Linked DNA regions of Homo sapiens: region 2 is linked to region 1. A link is an interaction called in ENCODE POLR2A ChIA-PET data of the cell type or tissue named here. Cell type or tissue: A673. All regions are shown on one strand. Each heading gives the region's core, and the rest is flanking DNA. Links, peaks and the distances in the headings are about the cores only.

Evidence for each region. ChIA-PET counts read pairs that join two places held together with the same protein. Peaks named below come from ENCODE experiments on the same cell type or tissue, not always from the same donor. Only the 100,000 strongest peaks of a DNase experiment are listed, where the experiment ranks them.
Region 2: POLR2A ChIA-PET joins it to region 1 with 6 read pairs; 3 of 35 experiments call an interaction of 5 or more read pairs at or near these places.

Annotation. Positions count from the first base shown.
Region 1 is chr9:35,031,290-35,039,476 of GRCh38, reverse strand. No RefSeq gene overlaps it. Among named protein-coding and RNA genes, the nearest start is that of SPATA31G1, 6.9 kb to the left of the region's middle. In A673, for the core only: no CTCF peak of the experiment used is centred there; a DNase peak (open chromatin) is centred at 3,046.
Region 2 is chr9:34,884,851-34,893,037 of GRCh38, reverse strand. It overlaps SPATA31F3 (SPATA31 subfamily F member 3), which reads left to right. Exons shown (of 5, transcript NM_001309427.2): 5 at 3,406-3,972. The coding sequence ends at 3,674. It also overlaps a transcript of PHF24 not described here. Among named protein-coding and RNA genes, the nearest start is that of SPATA31F3, 6.8 kb to the left of the region's middle. In A673, for the core only: no CTCF peak of the experiment used is centred there; no DNase peak of the experiment used is centred there; H3K27me3 peaks cover 421 bases.

The sequences.
Region 1 (8,187 bases), core at 144-5,143:
GGACAGATACATGGATCTGAAGCTTGGGAGAGCAGTCTATGGGGGGGATGTAGATTTGACCTCTAGCAGCATATATGTAGCAGCTGAAACCATTGAAGGGCATAAAGATGACCTACTTATGTGTAACATTTGGCCCAGACAGTGCTTTTTAACTGTGACCAACGGTGGTTTTTTTTGTTTTGTTTTGTTTTTTTTGAGATGGAGTCTCGCTCTATTGCCCAGGCTGGAGTGCAGTGGCGCGATCTTGGCTCACTGCAAGCTCCGCCTCCTGGGTTCATGCCATTTTCCTGCCTCAGCCTCCTGAGTAGCTGGGACTACAGGTGCCTGCCACCGCACCTGGCTGATTTTTTGTATTTTTAGTAGAGACGGGGTTTCACTGTGTTAGCCAGGATGGTCTCAATCTCCTGACCTCGTGATCTGCCTGCCTCAGCCTCCCAAAGTGCTGTGATTACAGGTGTGAGCCACCGCGCCCGGCAGCCAACGGTGTTTTTTTTTAAAAAAAAACTTTAATGAGTAGCCAATATTGTAAATCAGTAGATCGTACATAATATTTCCAACTTAAAATCTGGCAACACTGGACTTATATTCCCACAAAGTAAAGGCTATTTGGAGCTAAGTAGCAATTGCTCCCTTTGGAATGAACTTGTGCTCTCCAGTTCACTGCAGTTCTCACCCTGTTCTTAGAGTAAATGCCAAGACTGGGTATGGTGACTACTCACACCTGTAATCCCAGCACTTTGGAAGGCCAAGGCAAGAGGATTGCTTGAGACCAGGAGTTCAAGGCTGCAGTGAGCTATGATCATGCCACTGCACTCCAGTCAGGGCAACAGAGTGAAATCATGTCTCTTAAAGAAAAAAAAAAAAAAAGTTTATTGCCAAGACTAAGGGCTCGTTGCTGTTGATCATTGTGCCTATGATTTTGTTTTCTTCCACTTGTTTATTTTTACTAATTTATATTATCTGCGTGGTATTTGAATTTGCAACCACTAGTTGAAGAAGGTAAATTGAGTCCTGATGGAAGACAGAGAAGGTAATACTCAACACTTATTCTGTGCTTGTTTATTTACATTATGGCAAGATAATTTACCAGTTTCTGTCTCCTACTCCTTGCCAGATGGGATGACTAGTAGGATAAAAAGATAACTTGGCTTAATTTTCTTCCAGGAATACTGGATTTCTTGTCTCATGTGATTGCTTGTTTGTTTTTTTGGGACAGGGTCTCACTTTGTCACCCAGGGTGGAATGCAGTGGCATGATCTCAGCCCACTGCATGCTTGACCCCCCAGGCTCAAGTGATTCTCCCATCTCAGCCTCCCAAGTAGCTGGGACTGCAGGCACACACACACCACACCTGGCTAATTTTTGTATTTTTTTGTAGAGACAGTGTTTTGCAATGTTGCCCAGGCTGGTCTCGAACTCCTGGGCTTAATCGATCCACCTGCCTTGGCCTCCCAGTGTTGAGATTACAAGCATGAGCCACCACACCTGTCCTGTCTCATGGGATTGTTAGTGGCTTTGTGTTTCCAAACCAAAAAAAAAAAACCACCCAGCTAAATTAAATTCCCCTCCACACAGAACCTGGATAAAGTTGTAGAACAGTGGGGCAATCTCAGCTCATTGCAAACTTCACCCACCAGGTTCAAGCGATTCTCCTGCTTCAGCCTCCCAAGTATCTGGGATTACAGGTGCCTGCCAACATGCCTGGCTAATTTTTGTATTTTTATTAGAGATGGCATTTCACCATGTTGTCCAGGCTGGTCTCGAACTTCTGACCTCAGGTGATCCGCCCACCTCAGCCTCCCAGAGTGCTGGGATTATAGGCGTGAGGACACCATGCCTGGCCATGACTTCTGATAGGGAGTGCTGATTTAATGGCTTTGGAACTAAGCATCTAGCACTCTGTCTTGGGAGCTGCAGAGATCTGGTGTGCATACTTGGCAGAGATGCTATGAATCTGCCTGCCTTTGAATGGACCATATGGATTTAGACAATGGTCATCCCAGGAGCAACCATGACAGACTGAAGACCAGAGTCTCTTTTTTTTTTTCTCTCTTTCTTTATTTTATTTTTGTATTTTTTAGAAATGGGGTCTTTCTATGTTGCCCAGGCTGGTCTCCAACTCCTGGGCTCAAGTGATCCTCCCGCCTCAGCCTCCCAAAGTTCAGGGATTACAGGCCTGAGCCACTACACCTGGCCCAGAGGCTCTTTTCTAAGTTTTTTTTTTTTTTGTCAATGTACAACATGCTAAAGAGGGAAATGGGCCCCAATAAATGGTTGATGTTGGTTGTCTTTCCACCCTAGTAAATGGGGTTTTGAGCCCGAGTTAATTTAATTTAGAAAAATTAAATAATGTGTTGTTTTTTTTTTTGCTCCTCAGTGATGTGGAACACATTTATACTCTAACATTTATTATCTCATTTAATCTTTTTTCTTCTTTCTTTTTTTTTTTTTTCTGGCTTAAACAACAAGCATTTATTTCTCATAATTCTGGAGGCTGGGAAGTCCAAGATCACGGCCTCCTCAACTTCTTTTCCCCTCCACCCCCAGCAGCCAGCAGGTCTCAGAGGAACCAGAAGACATCAGATGGTAACTTTTTATCATTAAAAACCATTACATCCGATCTGCTTCTGTCCTGCTACTGTGGCTGGTGCCCCACTGGAGACCTCCCTTGACTCCCAAGCCGGGATGAGTGCCCTTATCACTGCTTCCCCAACCCCCACACAGCGCTTTCCACACTACGTTGTAACTTGTGGCTTAAATATGTCCTTTCAGACGGCAGGAACCTGGTACCCAGTTTACTGCTCTAACGTCAGCAACTGGCGCTTAGTATCTGGTTAGGACTCAGCAGTGAATGAACAAACTGTGAGCGTGGTTTTGGAGAGGCCCAGCCCAGTCTGCTCAGGGACGGAGCCTATCTTGGGGCAGGGCCGTCAGTGGGCGCTCTCAGGCTTCCTAGCAGCGGCCTCCCCGGGTATCTCCTCAGGAGGCTGAAGGCGCCTTAGCTTCCTTGATATGAGAGCTGAGCATTTAAGCTCACAACCGAGATTCGGGCGGAGCGCCCAAGAGGCATTTCCGCTGCAGGACCCGCCCCACCTCCCGGGCTTTCGGGCTTGTGGGACCCGCGCCGCCTCTCCAGCGTCCTGGTGGAGCATCGACGCGCAGCCACAGCCTCCATCGGAACTCGCGGGTTCTTCCTCGCCACCCTCCCCTCTGCCTTTCCCTTCTGCTATTCCTCTCTCCTGTTCCGCCCTCTCCGTAGGGATGTAGTGTTAAGGGCCCGGCAGCAACCCAGCTCCAGTTGCCACCTGGAGTTGGACCGGTCTCATCGAGTGTCTGAGAGGCCCAGCGTCCTGGCAGTGGCAGGACTGGTCAGTACAGTGAGATCTCACGGAGCCGCCCTTCCGTGAGGGGCTTGTGGGGCCGACGTCCGCTGGAGGGATAATGCCCACGGTCCTGGGGGAATTGTTTCCCAGGGGATGAGGGAGTTGTGAGGCCGCAGTGCCCCTGGTGGGCTGGTGGGAATGGGAAGTAGGAGCCCCGAAAAGTCGCATGGGTCAGAGTGTCAGCGGCCAGAGGTGAGATCGAGTCCCGAGGGGCAGAAGCTGAACCTGCCCTGCCGGCCCAGGATGGCATCTCGGAGGCCGAGCCATGGTGAGGCTTCTGGCAGACAGGAGAGACTGCAGGCTTCTAGAAGGCAGGAGCCTCTACAGCAGCTGCCTTCACATCTAGGTATTGGCACATGACTGCGTTTTGTGAGGGGCTCCTGTATGTCAGGTCCTGTGTTTGATAGGAACTCTAGCTATGTCCTGATAGAGGTGATAGGAAATGTTGTTTGTTTTAAAGTTTTCTCCGTTATTATAATATTATATAGTGAATTTGGAAAATGTGGAAAGGTAGAAGGAAGAATTTCATCAACCTCAAGTTTCTATATTTGCTGTTTCTATAGCAATTTGATGTATTTATTTCCAGACCTTGTTACTCTTTTTTTTTTTTTTTTTTTTTTTTTTAAAGACGGAGTCTCTCTATTGCCCAGGATGGAGTGCAATGGTGCAATCTCGGCTCACTGCAACCTCTGCCTCCCGCGTTCAAGTGATTCTCCTGCTGCGGCCTCCCTAATAGCTGGGCGCGCCATCACGCCTGGCTAGTTTTTTTGTATTTTTAGTAGAGATGGGGTTTCACCATATTGGCCAGGCTGGTCTCGAACTCCTGACCTTATGATCTGCCCGCCTCAGCCTCCCACAGTGTTGGGATTACAGACGTGAGCCACTGTGCTCGGACTTTGTTACTCATATTTTTATATTGTTTAAATCATATGTAGTGTTTATTTTATTTTATTTTATTTTATTTTTGGGACAGAGTCTTGCTCTGTCGCCAAGGCTGGAGTGCAGTGGCGCGATCTTGGCTCACTGCAACCTCCGTCGCCAGGGTTCAAGCGATTCTCCTGCTTCAGCCTCCCAAGTAGCTGGGATTACAGGCGCCCACCACCTTGCATGGCTAATTTTTTTTTTTTTTTTTTTTTTGCTGCTGTGCAGTAGCACGATCTCAGCTTACTGCAACCTCCGCCTCCCTGGTTCAAGCGATTCTCCTGCCTCAGCCTCCTGAGTAGCTGGGATTACAGGCGTGCATCACCACACCCGGCTAATTTTTGTATTTTTAGTAGAGACGGGGTTTCATCATGTTGGTCAGGCTGGTCTTGAACTCCCGACCTCATGATCTGCCCGCCTCGGCCTCCCAAAGTGCTGGGATTACAGGCATGAGCCACCGTGCCTGGCAACACCTGGCTAATTTTTGTATTTTTAGTAGAGATGAGGTTTCACCATCTTGGCCAGGCTGGTCTCAAACTCTTGACCTCGTGATCCACCTGCCTCAGCCTCCCAAAGTGTTGGGAGGCCAGCCCGTAGTGTTTTTTAAAGGTAGGAAAGCAGTTAACATTTTATTATAAACCTTTTCTACACTCTGTAAACTTCCTAACCATTTTTTTTTTTTTTTTTTTTGAGGCAGAGTCTTGCTCTGTTGCCCAGGGCGGAGTGCAATGGCTCAATTCTGGCTCACTGCAACCTTCGCCTCCCAGGTTCAAGCAATTCTCCTGCCTCAGCCTCCTGAGTAGCTGGTATTACAGGCATGCACCACCAAGCCTGGATAATTTTTTTCTTTGTTTGTTTTTTAGATGGAGTCTTGCTCTTGTCACCCAGGCTGGAGTGCAGTGGCATGATCTCAGCTCACTGCAACCTCTGCCTCCTGGGTTCAAACAACTTTCCTGTCTCTGCCTCCCAAGTAGCTGGGATTACAGGTGTCCGCCACAATGCCCGGCTAATTTTTGTATTTTTAGTAGAGACGGGGTTTTGCCATATTGTGCAGGCTGGTCTCGAACTCCTGACCTCAGGTGATCCAACTGCTTTGGCCTCCCAAAGTGCTGGGATTACAGGCTTGAGTCACCGCACCCAGCCTAATTTTTATATTTTTAGTAGAGACGGGGTTTTCCATGTTAGCCAGGCTGGTCTCAAACTCCTGGGCTCAAGCAATCAGCACACCTCGGCCTCCCTAAGTGCTGGGATTACAGGTGTGAGCCACTGGCGCCTGGCCTAAACATCATTTTTAATGACTATGATATTTTTCCAAAGTGGATATACTGTAATAATTAACCATTCTATTTTTTTTTACTTTTAGATGGTTTCCAATTTTTGATACTGTAAGACTTGCTTAATATCTATACATAATTATATTTTGCTTATGAGCATTTTTTAAAAACCTATAAAACTTGTCATGAATTTCAGATTATTTCCTAACCCTGAATTCCACACTTGGATCATTGTGCTTCTGTCTCTCCTTAGGTGAATTAGCCACTTTTGTAGTTAATTATTTCAGCATTGACTTCTCATATGAGCTTCAATCTCATAAATCCAGTTGCTTGATAAGCATCTCCAAGCTTGATTCGCCATAAGTACTCAGACCTAACATCTTCATTATTTAGGGCATTATCATCTGTCCCAATGTGGTCTTCCTGTTGTATTCCCCAAATCAATTAATATCACCTAGTCACCCAAGCAAGAAACACAGGAGCCATTCTATGCTGCTTCCCCTTCATCCTTCCCAAAAGTAATCACCAGCTTTTGCTAATTTTAGCTGCAGTTTCTCAAATCTGCCTCTCCTCCCACCCTTACAGACACCCTGGTAGTTCAGACGCTCATCATTTCTCCTGTAACCTGTGCAGCAGTTGATCTGTAGCTGATCCTAGCTGATCTCTGTTCCTCCAGCTTTGCCCATCTTAAATCCTTTTCCCTCACTACTAACAAAGCAGTCTACATAAAACAAAACTGATCATGTTATTCCCCTCCTTAAAGTCCTTCAGTGAGGCCATACTTCCTACGTATGGTATACAAAGCCCTCTATCTCCTGATATGCTACTTCTTCAGCTTCTCTTGCTCTTTCCTGCTCTGCATTTATTACTCTAGTAACAGAGGACACTTGAAGTTTTCCCTGAGTCCCCCATGCTGTTCAGTGTGTCCATGTCTTTGCTTATGATTTTGATTTCTTGGTATGGAATGCCCTACCACTTTTTTCCACCTAATTCTTTTTTTTCCTTCATATCCTGATGGCATTATATCTTGACTAATTATTTTTATTTTTATTTTTTTTGAGATGGAGTCTCACTCTGTTGCCTGACCTGGAATGCAGTGGTGCGATCACTGCAAGCTCCGCCTCCCGGGTTCACGCCATTCTCCTGACTCAGTCTCCCAAGTAGCTGGGACGACAGGCGCCCATCACCACGCCCGGCTAATTTTTTTTTGTATTTTTAATAGAGACGGGGTTTCACCATGTTAGCCAGGCTGGTCTCGATCTCCTGACTTTGTGATCCGCCCACCTCAGCCTCCCAAAGTGCTGGGATTACAGGTGTGAGTCACCGCACCCGGCCTATCTTGACTAATTCTTAATTGTCCTTCTAGCCCAACTCAAGCATCATATCCTCAGGGAACTTACCCTGAAGGTCCAGGTTGACCTAAATGTCCCTTCTTTCTGCTTTACATACTGCTTATCTCTGCCTTTCAGTTAAAACACTTTAAACGTATTTACTTCATATACTATTTTTTTAATTTTAATATCTGCAGTCTGTGTATGTCTTACATTTCAGTTTGTAGTCTCTCTTGACTCTGCTCATGGTTGTCTGTTTCCTTGTATGTTTGATATTTTATTAGGAATTCATATTTGGTTAAACTTCAACTTTGGGAATCCTGAGAGGTCTGGGTTGAGATGATTTGTCTTGGTTTCTTCTGCGTGCTAGGGAACACTATCTTTTATTTATTTATTTATTTATTTATTTTTAATTTTTATTTTTTGAGACAGAGTCTCCCTCTGTCTCCCAGGCTAGAGTGCGGTGGTGCTATCTCGGCTCACTGCAGCCTCTGCCTCCTGAGTTCAAGCAATTCTCCTGCCTCAGCCTCCTGAGTTGCTGGGATTACAGGTGCCTGCCACCACATCCAGCTAATTTTTGTATTTTTAGTAGAGACAGCGTTTCACTCTGTTGCCCAAGCTGGTCTCGAATTCCTGACCTCAAGTGATCTGCCCACCTCGGCCTCCCGAAGTATAGGGATTACAGGCGTGGGCCACTGTGCCCAGCTGGGAACACTATCAACCTAGGACTGTATTTCTACTTATTTCTTGAATTGGGGTTTATCAGACTCTGAGTATGGTGTACATTCAAATGCTGGAACTGCATGAGACTAGGGCTATGATTATAAATGATTAGGGAAAATGATTAATGTTATTAGTCCTTTCCACCCCATTTTGCCATTTTTGTCTATTTCTCAAATGTTTCTCTCCTCCCTATTCTTACTATTACCAGGGACAGACTGGTTTTCTTGTTGGTTCACGTTACCAGTATGCAGATTTTTCTCTTCACCTCATCAACAGGTGATATAGCCCTTTTGGGTGCTTGGCTTTAAGTACAGTTCTTAGATTCAGCTCCTCTACTTTGTCAAGTCTAAATACTATTCCTCAGTGATGCTGATAACCAGCAAAGTTTTAGTTTCTATGTTGGGCATATTTTTGGGGCAGCCCTGTAAGGATGTGCTCCATGGTACAATGACTTCATGCGTGCAGGTCTTAAGTGGATCCTAAGATAGGATCTTGGATCCTGAAGATAGTTCAGAATATTTGCAGGAGAGCAGAGTCCCTCAACACCCATTCCTC
Region 2 (8,187 bases), core at 1,140-6,139, 150 kb after region 1:
AACCAGATCTCCCTGACTTCACTGGGGCCATCACAGGGCTCCTCTTGCCTAGAGGCTTTGTCCACATCTAGTGTGTCTTTTAAGCATAGTCAGGATCTGGGCTCCCCGAAATCCAAAGAGCTTTCACTGGCATCTGTAACTCCAACACTGTCACAATTAATGGATCAGAAATCTTTAACCCAGTCAGCTGCCCGGTCAGCTGGTGCAGACAGCGTCCAAGATTCCTGGGCTGATCACTTTCAGCGAGGACAGAGATCTCAAGTCCCAGCTGTGTCCCAGGTCATGGGATCTCTGTCTTCAAACTTTGAGAAGCCTGGAATTCCTCTGAGCCAGCAGGAGAGGACGAAAAACAACTCCAAATTTGTCCTGGAGAACCAAGGTCAGCAGCCCTTGAATACTAGATTCCCTTTCTTTCCCTGAACCCAGAGCTCCCAAACCTACAACAACAGCCTATGACCCTACATTCCTTTCCAACTGCTATTGCAATGTCCAAAAAGTCCTGAGGAATCTTCAAGTACAAGTGGGATATTGTTGCACATATTCCCACAACTGAGGGCTCCCAAGATCTGTGGAGGAGTTCTGTACAGGGCAGCTTATACCACACCACTTCTAATTTTCCAAAGGATGGAAAACAGACAGACAAACAGCCATTTCTTTCACTCTGAATGCTATCTCTAAGGCTTCTGCTGAACAGATGAGCTTCCATCCCTTTGACTCTGGGTTTCATGGGAGGCTAGCTGGTTCACCTAAGCTTTCAGGGTTTTTGAAGGATCCACTATGGACTCAGAGCAGAAAAATTACTGTGAACAAATCCCAAACCCCATGGTTCTAGCTCTACCCTCTCCTCTCTTTCAGCTTCTAAGTGGCCTCTGTCCACTGCCTAGAGGATGCACTGAGGCCTCAATGTGCCACATCTGTAGCTACCTTACTGTGGTTTCTCTTTTCTGCACATTACTGTCTGCCTTTAGAGATCCCTGGTCTGACTTTAGAAATCTCCAAAACAGGGGAGGCTTTGGCCCTTTCTCTGCAATGATTTCTCCTTCACCTCTGTACTAATTAAAATCTCCCCTCCTTCCCCACCTTTTCCCCCACATTCTCCATCTGACCATTGACAAATCCAGATCAATGTCCTATATCTGACTCAGGCTAAGTGAAAGCCTTGGAGTGGCACCTGCTGTAGAGGCAGCTCCAGCTTCAGTGGAGTTTGCCAGCTGTTGTCCAGAGATCTCTGTAGATCCAGGAAATCATACAATGTAAGCCCTGAGACATGTTGCAGCCTTTCCCACTAGATCCAGGACACTCTTTGATTGGGGAAGTCCATTTCAGTCCTCAAGAGGGAGGAAGCATTCTCCTAGACCATGCCCAGAGGCTGCTAGGATTCCACCTCCAGGAGCAATTGAAACAGAGGGTTGATTTGTCATTGCTGGGACCTGATCCAAAAGATCCAGCAGTCTATCCAGTTCATCCTGTGACCTGATGACCAATAATCCCTGCCCTGGAGCAGTACAGCCCTGACCTATGTGGGTCTTCCCAGCATGCAGCACCAGAAGCTAGTGGGAATAGTGGCCTTCTCTGATCCACTGTGGCAGGAGGGCCAGTCCGCAATTGTTTCCTCAGGCCAAGGTAATGTTGCAGAGCCACATAGATTACAAATATGGGAAGATCTGCTAGGGCATTGTCCCTGCCCATATCTGCCATTGTTGGGACTACAAATCACTGGTTCTGCAGTATTCCAAAGGCCTGGGAAGCAACTTGGCGCCCCTGTCCTCTGAAAAGCAAACACCTGGACCTGGAAGTGACACATATCAGCCCCTACACAGATCAGGAAAGGACACTCTGAATACTGACAGGCCTTGATCAGCAGCAACAGGGCTTGCCAGATGCTGTTACTGATGATCCTGAGCTGCCCAGACCCTGTCCCAGGAAGCCACTGAGAAACTTGAGACAAGTTTTGGCCCTTCTGTCAGGGCTGCCTGCTCTCTATTATGTGGCTCTTTCCAGGGCTGTGGCCCAGGCAATCACTCACGAATCCACAATCACAGATTGAGCCCATCAGAGCCTCTGACTCAATCTCATCTGAACAGCAATGTGTAAGTCCTGGGCCATGCTTTCAAAACACCAATGAAGCTTGTGTAGATAACGTACAAGTGTTCTGCACTAAAACACAAGCTGATGGAGATGGTACCGCTAGAGAGGCAGACAGATCCTCACAGCCCCTAATCACTCAAGGCACCCATCTTGGCCAAACTAAATTTCTACCTGAAAAATAAATTCCTTGAGATACATTTGGGAAGTCCCATAAAAACAAGGGAATCCAGGGAACAAATTTTCACCATCCCAAAGAATATCTCCACACAGGGATCCTTTAGGAGTCTAAAGATTGCTAAACCAAGGGAAAACATTACTCCAGAAACTTCATATCCCACCAGGCATCCCATGGGCCCCAGATCCAGAAGGGGTTGGACTGAAAGAACAGCTTGCCGTTGAACTAAAGACAGTGCAGCAGAGCTACAAGTGATCTAGTTCCATAGCAGTACCCCATGCCCACTGGGATTCTGGGATCTCACACCCAGTGGAGACATGACAGAGGCCCAGGTACTTTGTGTTCAGCTGGAGGCTAGAGTGAACAACCCAGCCTGGAGGGCCCTAAGCCCCTTAGACCAGGTCTTTGCAAAAGTGAGGACAAGTCCCTACCCCAGCAGAGAAAACAGTTGACCCAGTGACATTTGATGACATTCAAAGCAGCTGGAAATCACAGAGAAGGGGGTGTCTGGACAGCACTGGAGCTCTCCCCAGCCAGAGAGAACACCCTTTCTGCCAAGGTTCAGGGGCGAGTAGGGGCACTTCTAAGCAGAACTCCAGAGCTCACAACTTGCCAAATATATCTCCAGGATCTTTCTTAGGTAAAACTTTAGTTTAGCTAAGATGGTTGCCTTGAGCAGAGACTAGCAAGGATCTGTCTGGATCTGCGGAGCCCCATTTCCATCCTCTCAGTACTGGCTATTGCTGTTTCACCAGCTTCTCCATAACCTTGAGTTCCAAGAGCATCCTCCAGGATTACTTGGGGCAAAAGGACCAGATAAGAATAATTTGCAAAGCTGTTAGAGTAAGCCGAATAACCTCATCCAAACAAGGATTTCTGAGAATGCCAAACCGGGAGTGCCCAGAGCTTAAAGGGCCAACTTACTGGGCCATTACTTGCTGGGCCAAAATTTTGCAAGTACAGTATTTGAAGGGGTAAATTTTTTTCAGATCCAAAGTTTTCAGGGTCAAATAGTTCAGGGCCATGTTTTACAGGGCAAAATTTGCAGGGTCAAAATTTGCAGGGCCACACTTTCTAGGGCTAAGAGTTGCAGGGTCTGGTAAGGGCAGTCCATACTCACAAGAGCATCATCCTTCCAGAAGCTCCAGAAGTTGGCTTGGATAACAAGATGAAGCTGTTTCTGCACTGGATTAACCCTGAAATGAAAGATCGAAGGCATGAGGAATCCATTCTCCTTTCTAAGGCTGAGACAGTGACCCAAGACAGGACAAAAAACATTGAGAAGAGTCCAACTGTCACCAAAGATCATGTGTGGGGAGCTACAACACAGAAGACAACAGAGGACCCTGAGGCTCAGCCTCCTTCTACTGAGGAGGAAGGCCTGATCTTCTGTGATGCCCCCAGTGCCTAAATAATCTGCTCTAGCAACACTCCCTTCAGTCCAGCCAATCCTGGGTCCTGTGCCACTCCTACAAATGCTCCAAACTCTGTCCTCAAATGACTTGTGCCACTCAACCAGGAAATCTATCCCAGGTCTAACTCACCTCAGCAGAAGGCACTGTTTTATGCAAGAATACCCATCACAAGAAAAAGGAGTTCATAGGTTCCTGAACCTCTGCAATCCCCTGAAAAAGGCTTTCATTGCCATTTCCATTAACATGCAGGTGAAGCAGGGCATTCTCCAAATATACTTTGTACCTTTAAGCAAAGAGCCACCTGTTTGTGCCTCCTCATTTTCAATGTGGTATATGATAGACAGAGAGAGTAAAGGACCTAAAAAGTACTTCTTATGTGGTATAGAAGCTTAAATCACATTTTATTTCAGATGGGTCAGCATTCCACATGACTCCTCCCAGCCCCACCCTAGAATGTGGATAAAGGGACTTGACAGAGAAGAAAGGCCCTTGTTTTAGGTGCATTGAAAGAAAAGGTCAGGCTTGAATTCTATTGTCCCATGGTGTGTTGGGCTCAGAGGAGGAATGTGGACATGGCGACAGTATAAGAAGCAGTGGCCAGGAATCTAATGCATTTTTGGCCCACAGGCAAAATTCATTGATGACTTCTATACAGTATATGCTGACAACCTGGAGGGAAGGTCCTTTAGAGTGCCATGGTGCTCCTTCCTTTAGGAATGTTTATCAAAAGCACACAGCTAATATGACAGATGTCAAAACCAGATGATAGAATCTCCCTGTCTTTTCTCTGTTGTTACTGAGATCTTTAAGGGTAACCCAACTGAGAGCCCACTCTAGTCCTGTTGCCTGTTCCAACCTCCATTGCCTTTCATTTGCATGGAAAGAATGCTGCCTAGAATGAAGACTAGTTGATGAAGAGATCCCTAAAAGGGTCACAATAAAAACAACTTTGGGCTGAGTCTTGCATTCAACAATTCAAATATTCAAGTACTTGCTATGTGGCAGGCACTATGCCAGGCACTACAGAGATAACAGTGAACGATACACAGGCCTTGTCTGAAAAAGCTCATGAACTCTGGGATAGACAGTCATATAAAAAGTCATTAGAAGCAATAAGATGAAAGTACATAGGAGGGCACTTAATCTAGTTTTGGGGAATGTTCACGGAAAGTTTCCTAGAAGAGATGATATGTAAGTTGAGTTCTAAAGGATGAGCAGGCATTAGTTGGGAAGGAGGTAGGGAGTAGAGAGGCTTTCCCAGGCTGAGAGTACAACATGAACAGAGGCATGGCATCAAACAACAGCATGCCGTGTCAGAGAATAGTGACTCACTGGAGAAACCCCTGTATAATAATTAAAAAAAAAACACAGTAAAATGTTTAAGGGATCAGAATGAGGTTGCCAAGCTGGAGAATGAATGGCATTCTTTCACCCATTCTTCATTCCTTCAATAAATATTGAGCACCTATTATATGCCAGGCACTTTTATAGGCACTGGGAATACAGCAGTGAACATAAGAGGAAAAAAAAATCTGCTCTCTCAAGGAACTTACGTTGGGAGCATGCCTGGGAGGAAGAGAAAAGAAGTATAAATAAAAAACATAGTATATAGAAGGTGACCAGATATATGCAAAAAAATCAGGGTAATGGGATTAGAGAAGACTTCAAAAGGGATACAGTTTTAAATAAGGAGCTCAGGGAAGGTATCACTAGGAAATTAAAATGTCAGCAAGGACTTGAGGGTGATAAGCGAGTAAACCACGTGGGTAAACGAGGAAGAGCATTCCAGTCAGAAATTACAGCTAATGCAGATGCCTGGAGGTTGGAGGATGCCCAGCCTGTCAGAAGGAACAAGGAAGCCAGTGAACCTAAAGCAGAGTAATAAAGGAATAAAGGGAGAAAGTGGTAGAGGATGACTCCAGTGGTAAGGGGCCACATGGTATAAGGCCTGGTAGAAAGCCAGCAAGGAAGCTGGCTCTTACTTTGAGTAAATTGGGGAGCTATTAGGGGGTCTGCTTAGATCTGACTTATGTCTTAAAGGATCACTTAGGTCATAGTGCTAAAAATAAGAGCATTGGGGGTATAGATTTGAGTAGAAGCAGGGAGATTAGTTGTAAGGTTACTCCGGTAATTATAGCAGCAGAGGAGATTACAGGCATTTAGATGCTGGGTTCACTTTGAAGGTAGAGACAATAGGATTTACTGATAGATTGGATGTGGACAATTAGAGAAAAAAAAATGTCAAGGATGGCACCAAAGTTTTTGCCCTGAACAACTGGCAGGATGAAGTTGCCATTAATTGATGTGGGAAATACTGACATTGGAGTAGGTTTGGTGTTACTGGGTGATGATGGTGGGAGAAGGGGAGTCAGGAGTTCACATTTGTATTGTTTGAGATGTATATGTTGCTTAGATAACGTATGTTGCTTAGACAATTTGGGCATTTGAGCCTGGAGTTCAGGGAAGAGCCCAGACTCCAGGCAGATAGACAGCCAGAGATAGATAGATAGATAGATAGATAGATACATAGATACATAGATACATAGATAGATACATAGATAGAGTAGATAGACAGAGTAGACAGACAGACAGACAGACAGACAGATAGATAGATAGATAGATATAAAACCATGAGACTAGATATGACCACGAAGGGAGTGAGTGTAAATGAAAGAGATCTAAGGACTGGTCTCTGGGACTCTTTAATGTTAAAAGATTGAGAAGAAGAGGAAGAACCAGTAGGCAGAGGAGACTGAGACACAGCAGCCAGCAAGACAGGAGGAAAGCTAGAAGAGTGTCATACTGGAAGCCAAGAAAGGAAAGTGTTTTAAGGAGAAGGTGACCAATGGAATGACAAGTTGCCAATCAGTCAATTAAGATGCGGACTTGTAGTTGACCATTAGATTTAGCAATATAAAGATCACTAATGACCCTGAGAAGAATAGCCTCAGGTGGAGGAACCGATGTGACTGGAGTGGATTCAAGAGATAATGGAAGAAGAGCAGTTGGTGACAGCAAGTGTAATCAACTCTTTCAAGGACTTTTGTTTCATAGAGGTGAAGGAGGGGAGAGTGGGATCCAGAAGGAGTTTTTTTTTTTTTTTTAAGACAGGAGATTTAGTCTGTTGGATGGTTGGATGGTGATAGAAAAGATCCAGTCAAGAGGGATAAGCAAGACAGCAAGGGGAGAATTTCTGGAAGAACGCTGTGGTGTGGAAGTGAAGAAGTGGGGGGCAAGTACCCAAGTCAAGGAGCTGGATTTTACTAAAAGCAGACATTTTTCTGCTGGTAGGGAGAAGTAGAGTTAATGATGGAGGAGATAATGGATTAGAAGAAGAAAGAATTCCTCCACATATAAGGGAGTGTGGGCACAGACCCAGAGGGACGAGTGAGGAGCTAGGAAGGGACCATGGGTATGGGCAGGGGGAATGGTATGGAGAACCAAAGCCAGAGAGCTGGGTGTGGAGAGAGATTCTGAAAGTTACTATTAGGGCCCAAGCAGTTGGTGGCAGTGTGAGAGTGTAGGTGGGCAGGGAAAGGTGGTCAAAGCCTGCTGCTGATATCTGTGCAGCAGGTGCTCTTGGAACACTGTACCAGCAGGAGAGATCACAGAGAAAGCTCTAAATGCATGGAGCCTGAGCAAGAGCATGGGGCTGGAGATGGAGAAACAGGGCAGGGGTGGCTTCCTAGTGCTTAGTGAGGTAAAGGACCAGGGAGGCTATCTGGGTGGGAGAAGTGGACTGGGAAGCAGGAAGACAGAGGCTGCCTTGAGCAGATGGGAGGGACCTCTGCTTTGGCCACCTGATATTCCTCAGAGGGTGGCACCTTTGCATTCTGCTTCCAACCTACCGCAGAGGAGCCAAGAGCTGAAGAAAGGGCAAGAAGTGAAATGACTTCTTTATGACATGTTGTGAGAGACAGTTGGGATGCCCCTGGTTCCTAAGGAGATCCAGGATTATCCATCATCCCATCATCAGAAGGAGGAGGTGGCAGGACTTTCTTCCTCGGACAGGACCTCAGCGTTAAGCATAATGTGTCCTTCTGAAAAGATGCAGAAAGCCCAGATAGGAAGAAGCATGGATGTGTCTGTCCTCTGAATGATGGTTCTGTGCCTAAGGGATGGGGGCCCAGTCCCTAGATGGCCTCCAGGCCATGAAGTCACAAGGTCTAGGCCTACTGAGCCAACACTTAACAGGTATTTGCCTAAAGCATCCCCAAAGATCAAAGGAGGTTTTGTGTTAAGCACATCCTGCCTGCCTAGTGGGAGTTGGGCAGAAAGCCATGTAGGAGGAAGACACAGAGTGAAAGAAAGTGACTCAGAAGGGTCACAGCAGCATGAAGTGGGAATCCGGGGTTAATGTACACACATCTTGGTTTAGGGTGGGTGGAGCAGGTCCTTCCCCTGGTCCCCCACAGGCTCCTACATGCCCCAGCAGATTTTGATTATGGTAATTTCAGGCAACTGGCCACCATGATTGCTCGACTTTTGTACCTGCTCACCCCTAGCAGG